Regions from separate parts of the Homo sapiens genome. Here region 1 is linked to region 2. The links are chromatin contacts, found by Hi-C or POLR2A ChIA-PET in ENCODE. All regions are on one chromosome and are shown on one strand. Each heading gives the region's core, a stretch centred on a gene start or an enhancer-like site at or near the end of the contact. The rest is flanking DNA. Distances are from core to core; before and after follow the strand shown.

Region 1 (3,005 bases), core at 187-2,686, 150 kb before region 2:
TAATAAATGACCTTGTTGATGAAGAGGATTAATGAACCAAATCCGCATTGTTTTGCTTAATTAGGTATATTTATTTAGGCATGTATTATTAGCAAAACATTTTGGAGATCTGAGGAAATGATCTGGACAATTTTAAGACAGAAATCCTGATATTTAGCTAGCAGTTATTTTAGGTGTAAATAATCAATGATGTTAAGTAGATTCAATTAAATAATTGTTCAAATGTATTTTGCTTCCTTAGACAAAGGGTAGACATAAACTATACCACGTGGCATAGTCTTTTTTGTTCAAAAAGGTAGTCAGTCTGTCTTTGAAAGATCAACTTGACCTAAAATTGTAATTCAGTGTATCTTCATATAAAATTATTAAATTTTTATCTGCAGAATTATTTTCAACAGCATTGATTGCAATAGTTTTGCGATTATGCTTTCCTTTAGATCATAAGCCAATGACTTCTTCCGTCTTACTTTATGCATAATAGAATTGTTATAAGAGAATTAAACCTGAGAGTACTTCCATTATTGGAAGAATTTCTCCTGTCAGCTTTTTGTCAACTGCTTATAAAACTGTAGAAGAAAAATTATTCTTCAATATACGGTTTTCATTATGCATTAGATGCCTTTAATATTCCTAAGTGCCATAATTTCACATATGCCGTGTGTCACCTGGTGTATGTAAACATGAAATTACTTGGAGATTATTGCATAGTTATATCAAAATGCTGAGCAGAAAAAAAAATGACATCCAATATTCACCCAGGGTTTAGACAATACATTTTTGTTTGATGTGAAAGCATTCATAATTTCATCACAGAAGAGCATTTTTCAATGGTGCTCCCAGATTGCCTGTAAAAGATAATTCCTCCCTTGTGGACAGGCTTCTATCTCATGCCCTCCGCGTGCCGCTGGTTTATCTGTGCAGAGAGGGACACCCAAAGGGGGACAGTGAGCCCACTGTGTCTTTTAGAACCCAAAGCGAGTTACTGCAAACCTCAGGCAATTGAAGTGAATATTGGCTAGCTCAAAAGGCTGTGAAGATGACCACCGTATCTATCTGAGTAATTTTTTTCTTCTGTCTCAGTCTTGAAATCAGGCATGGTTATTTTTATTTTCGGTGTATGCAGGCTTAACCTATGTGCTTATATTCACAATGAACTCTTGAATCGGATCCTCTGTGTTTTGCTGGGGAGTATTCATTCCCCACTTGACCTGCTTTGTTGCTCAAAACTTTGTAGCTCATCTTTGCCTTCCCGTCTGTTTATTCTTGGTGTGGGGTTGTCAAGGAGAAATGTTGGAAGGGAGAGAAGGGAGCAGGCATCATAGATGGTATTACAGGCGGCTGGTCTCTCCTCTCTCAGCCAACTATGAGAACTATTTGGGATTGAAGGAGATAAGCTACAGCAAGTCGTTACTTGTCCTGAATGCACGACCTTCTTTCTTTGAGCAAGAGGACAAACCTGGGTAGGGATCTCTATGATGTTTTCTGCGTTGCCCGTGGACGTTCATCTTTCTGATTTGTTAGCTGAAGATGAGGATCTGGAGCAGGAGCTCGGAGTGCCATTGTTCCATGGGCAGATGTGCAGCAGAGATTGTGAGTGGGGTCTGTTGGGGCGGTCAGGGGGCCCTCCTGAGCTGGCCTCTCTCGCCTGCGACTTCACAATGCTTGTTCTGAGTTCAGCGTTTTCACTGGAGAGAGCTACAGCTGGGAAGTGCTGTTTTTTTCTAGGTGCTCTCAGCTGCTATTACCTCTTCTATCTCTTCCTCTGGAAAAATATTAGGGGCCTTTTTGTCTTAACAGAAGAAGAAGTAGATTCATTCATTCTTTTTTTTCTTTTTCTTTTTCTTTTTTTTCAGACAGTCTCGCTCTGTTGCCCAGGCTGAAGTGCAGTGGCACGATCTTGGCTCACTGCAACCTCCACCTCCCTCCCGGGTTCAAGCGATTCTCCTGCTTCAGAATCCTGAGTAGCTGGGATTACAGGCTGTGCCATCATGTCTGGCTAATTTTTGTATTCTTAGTAGAGACGGGCTTCACCATGTTGGCCAGGCTGGTCTCCAACTCCTGACCTCAGGTGGCCCACCAGCCTCGGTCTCCCAAAGTGCTGGGATTACAGGCGTGAGCCACCGCACCCGGCCAATATTCATTCATTCTTTCTCACCTCTTCCTCCGCTCTTTAAGGTTGAGCTTGCCTGGCCCAAGGCACAGAGTTCTGGGAAGGATGGAAGAGAGGGGAAGGGAGAGCACCAACATCACGGACCGCCTTTCACATCAGCGGCAGCAGCAGTAAAACCCCCAGAAAACCTGGGGTAGGCGTGGGGGTCTGTTTAGATCAGCCCTGGAGGCAGCCTCCCATGTCCCTCCTGGACATTTGTTCACCTTCACAGAACCCACTTCTTTCCCATCGTCTGTTCGGATATCTGTTTCCTGCACCGGGCAGGTAGCACAGCACACTCAGGGGTTTCTCTGACTCACCTTGGCAGCCCCAGCCCTCAGCACACTGCCTACCACTTAGTATTTAGAGAACCTATGCCCTTTGAAAAAAGTAGGTAAATAGTAAAATATTATTTTTACCATTGGAACAAACACAATTATATGCTTGATGAAATTCAAACAGTACAAATGCAAGAAAAAAAAGGCTTGTTAGGTACAAATATTGGAAGAAAAGAGCTTGGGGCCAGAAGTGACCCCAGACAGATGGGCTGGGAAAGAAGGGCTTTACAGGGACCTCAGTGGCACACAGGGCCTAGACCCAGAGATGGGGCCTTCTTGACAGGACACCTCTGTCCAAGGGCATGGGTTGCGCTCATGTCTCTGTAACATATTTCAAAAAGGATGCAAAGAAACCCAACTTTTCCGGAGAAAGTGGCAAAAATAATGAAGAGTGGTTGACCAGAAGGCTTAGGGCCCTGGGACTGTGTTGCTAGAGAGTAAGAACCACCTGTCCTTGAGCAAACCAAACTGGCTTTGATCTTCTGCCCTTCTCTGTAGAGGACTGAGCAGGAGGAAAT
Region 2 (2,926 bases), core at 236-2,735:
AGCATCACCAAAGGCAAGATAGAACCCACTGTTGGTATTGGATAGCGTTGCCTATATGATCAAAAATGTGTCATCGATTAAGTGTGAAACGTTTATTCTGGTCAATGGCTTCCCAATTTAGTGTAAACATATAATTCTATGCTGATTCCTCTGGTTAGAGCCATAGTATATCACCGTGGTCTTCCAGACGCCTTTGCGTTTACTTTGAGTATAGACATGATTGGGCTCAAGCTAAACTCAGTCGTCTTTGATTTGGTTGCATGCGGAGCCAGTGCCATCCATGCCACTCAGCTTCAGATTGTTTCTAAGTATCCCTGAAAAACATCAGGCACACACAGAACCACTACCTTACCCTTGGGGTTTGTCAACTCACAGACCTACTGCTTTACACAAAGAAGGTGGTTAAACATGCATTTCTTTTAAAGGCATATTTGGTCCCTCTAAAACAGCGCAATAAAATTGCACAATCTAAAGGAAGGAACAGTTTGTTTTGCCCTTTTTATTGCCAGTTAAATGCCAGTAGACTCTTAAAGTAACAGCAACCCGTGTAAAGGGGAAAAAAAAAAGCAAATAAAATTTTTATGAGTTAAAAATAAACCTAATGCTCTTTCCTCTTCCATAGTTTTACAAAACTTTCTATACCTTTTGGCAGAAGGAACTACATATAATATATAATATTTTTGCTCTGCAAATACCAGCAAGGCATCATATAAAATTATAGCTGTAGGAATGGAGATGCTGTAAAACCAAACAGGGAAAAAGAACATTTTCATACAGAGTAACACAGTTGATGTTATTTTCACTCTAACAAAGCAAAATTTATTGTAAGAGTAAAAGAAGCTGGGTGTGGTGGCTAACGCCTATAATCCCAGCACCTTGGGAGGCCGAGGTGGGCAGATCACTCAAGGTCAGGAGTTCAAGACCAGCCTGGGCAACATGGTGAAGCCCTGTCTCTACTAAAAACACAAAAATTAGCCAGGTGTGGTGGCTCATGCCTGTAATCCCAGTTACTCAGGAGACTGAGGCAGGTGAATTTCTTGAACCCAGGAAGCAGAAGTTGCAGTGAGCCAAGATCGTGCCACTGTACTCCAGGCTGGGCCACAGAGCAAGACTCTGTGTTTAAAAAAAAAAAAAAAAAGAAAGAAAGTGGCGTTGGCTGTATGCTTTATTTTGCTTGTATAAAACCTCTTAAAAATAGCATTCATTATAGGTGGCTCTTATTTTTAAACAGAGCAGTTGCTTCTTCTGTTCTGTGTCTGATTTAACACCTGAACGCCTTGTGACCCTTTTCAAGCATTTTAGCTGTAATGGTGCATCGGAGCCATCTGGAAGCCCAAGGGATTCTGATCCAATTGGCCTGAGGTGCCTCCGGGGTCTTTTCTTCCAGGAGTTTTCAAAGCTCCCCAGGTGACTGACGGGTAGCCAAAGTTGAGAACCACAAGTTAGATGACATCTAACCACAGCTTAGATGAGCAGGGATGCACAAAGTCAGTGGTAATGTGGAACGTCCGCCAAGAGGAAGCTACACCTCAGTCGTTAATGTCTAGTCTCCTTCCTGTTGCCCTGAGTTTAACTAGCTGTGATGCTACTCTTGACCACCTGGCCCAGGGCACCACCCTCCTTCCACCAACCCTAAATTTCACCTGAAGGGACCAGAGTAACGACGGTTTGGGAGTGGCGAGACAGGAACAGGGGAAAGGGACTCTTTTGATTTCCATTTTTTTCCCATCTTAAATGCTGACATATGCTCCAGAAAGTTTGTGTTGGTCTCCAAACACCAGCCAGAAGGGTTGCTTTAGCGTCGATGGCCTTGAGTTTCTGTTTGTTTCATTTTGTGTGTCCAGCATATCTTCTTTCGTGCATCAACAATTGTGTATAGCTTGCCTTAGGCTGAGCAGCAGGAGTGACAGACTTTTTTGGGGGGTGGGGGGCGTGCATCGGGGAAGAAGGGGAACCAAGAAGATGGGAAGGAGCCTGCAGAGGGTGTTTGGCTGGCATCACTTAGGCTAACCTTACCCAGGGCCAAAGATGTGGCACAGGCTGGCACAGAGTTGGAAGCTGATGCATGTTCATTATTTACCCTCAGCTAATGTCCAGTGCAGCTGCTGACATCTAGCACAGCTCGGCAAATCAAGCTGGCCAGAGATGGAAAATATTCTTACCCAAAACTTGATGGAATGCTAAGGGTGTCCCGGCATATTATCTGGAAAAATGTCATGGAAGGACTAGAAATTAAGCTGGATAAGGAAGACCTGATCCCTCCAGCTTAGAAACCTTACCTATTCAAAATAAGAGCTGCTGTTTCCTGTTGGATTCATAGACTATAATAATAATTTGTAATAATTTAGTTATAGTAATAGTTTCTTGTTACTATAATAATTATTTGTGAGAATTTGCTGGTAAACAGTAATTTTGTATTAGATAGTAATAATTAATTTATATTATGGTAAATCTAGAAATTACTAAATTTTATAAATAATTAATAAAAACTGAACCCCAAATTAGAACAGTGATGACAAAAGTAATAACGATAATCACAACAGTGTATATATAATATATATATATTTCCACATATAACTATATGGAGTTATCTTTATTATTCAGTTGCTCATGTATTTATCTGACTGTTTATTAATTACCTGGCTTCTAGGTGTTAAGCACTTTGTTATATGTTAAGTATACAACAATAAAGAAACAGATAGGGTCTCCATCCTCAGTAATTTGGTAGACTAGTGAGAGACAGGCATTAAACAATTAAAAATTCAAGGGTATATATTATGGCAAAAATGTGTTAAGGAAAAGAACTGGGACATGAGATAATTTATCCAAATTCCTACTTGGGTTCCAGTGATCTGAGGATACCCTTTAAGACCTTTAAGAAAATGACATTTAAACAGAATCCTGATTGATGGGCAAGAATCATTTT

Evidence for each region. A loop is a pair of places that touch in the nucleus more often than their neighbours do. ChIA-PET counts read pairs that join two places held with the same protein, here RNA polymerase II (POLR2A). Pooled maps may share reads with other maps.
Region 1: a map of transverse colon shows a loop between it and region 2 (2.9-fold over the local background). The contact joins the promoter of LINC02660 here to the enhancer-like site in region 2. A Hi-C loop is called at or near these places in 2 of 168 maps with a recorded cell type or tissue (endothelial cell of umbilical vein and transverse colon), 1 of 37 single-sample maps with no recorded cell type and 5 of 50 pooled maps. POLR2A ChIA-PET finds 5 or more read pairs at or near these places in 4 of 52 experiments (IMR-90, Panc1, activated CD8-positive, alpha-beta memory T cell and 1 more).

What each region holds. Positions count from the first base shown.
Region 1 is chr10:3,910,587-3,913,591 of GRCh38, forward strand. LINC02660 (long intergenic non-protein coding RNA 2660) reads left to right here and starts at 1,437. Exons shown (of 3, transcript NR_183984.1): 1 at 1,437-1,460.
Region 2 is chr10:4,058,471-4,061,396 of GRCh38, forward strand. The region is part of intron 4 of LOC107984195 (a long non-coding RNA gene); the gene reads left to right. Among named protein-coding and RNA genes, the nearest start is that of MIR6078, 69 kb to the left of the region's middle. Within about 2 kb of position 1,486, at least 6 of the 41 ENCODE cell types and tissues checked have a DNase peak (open chromatin) inside an H3K27ac peak, as active enhancers do; they include Panc1 and transverse colon, where a contact is called at or near this core.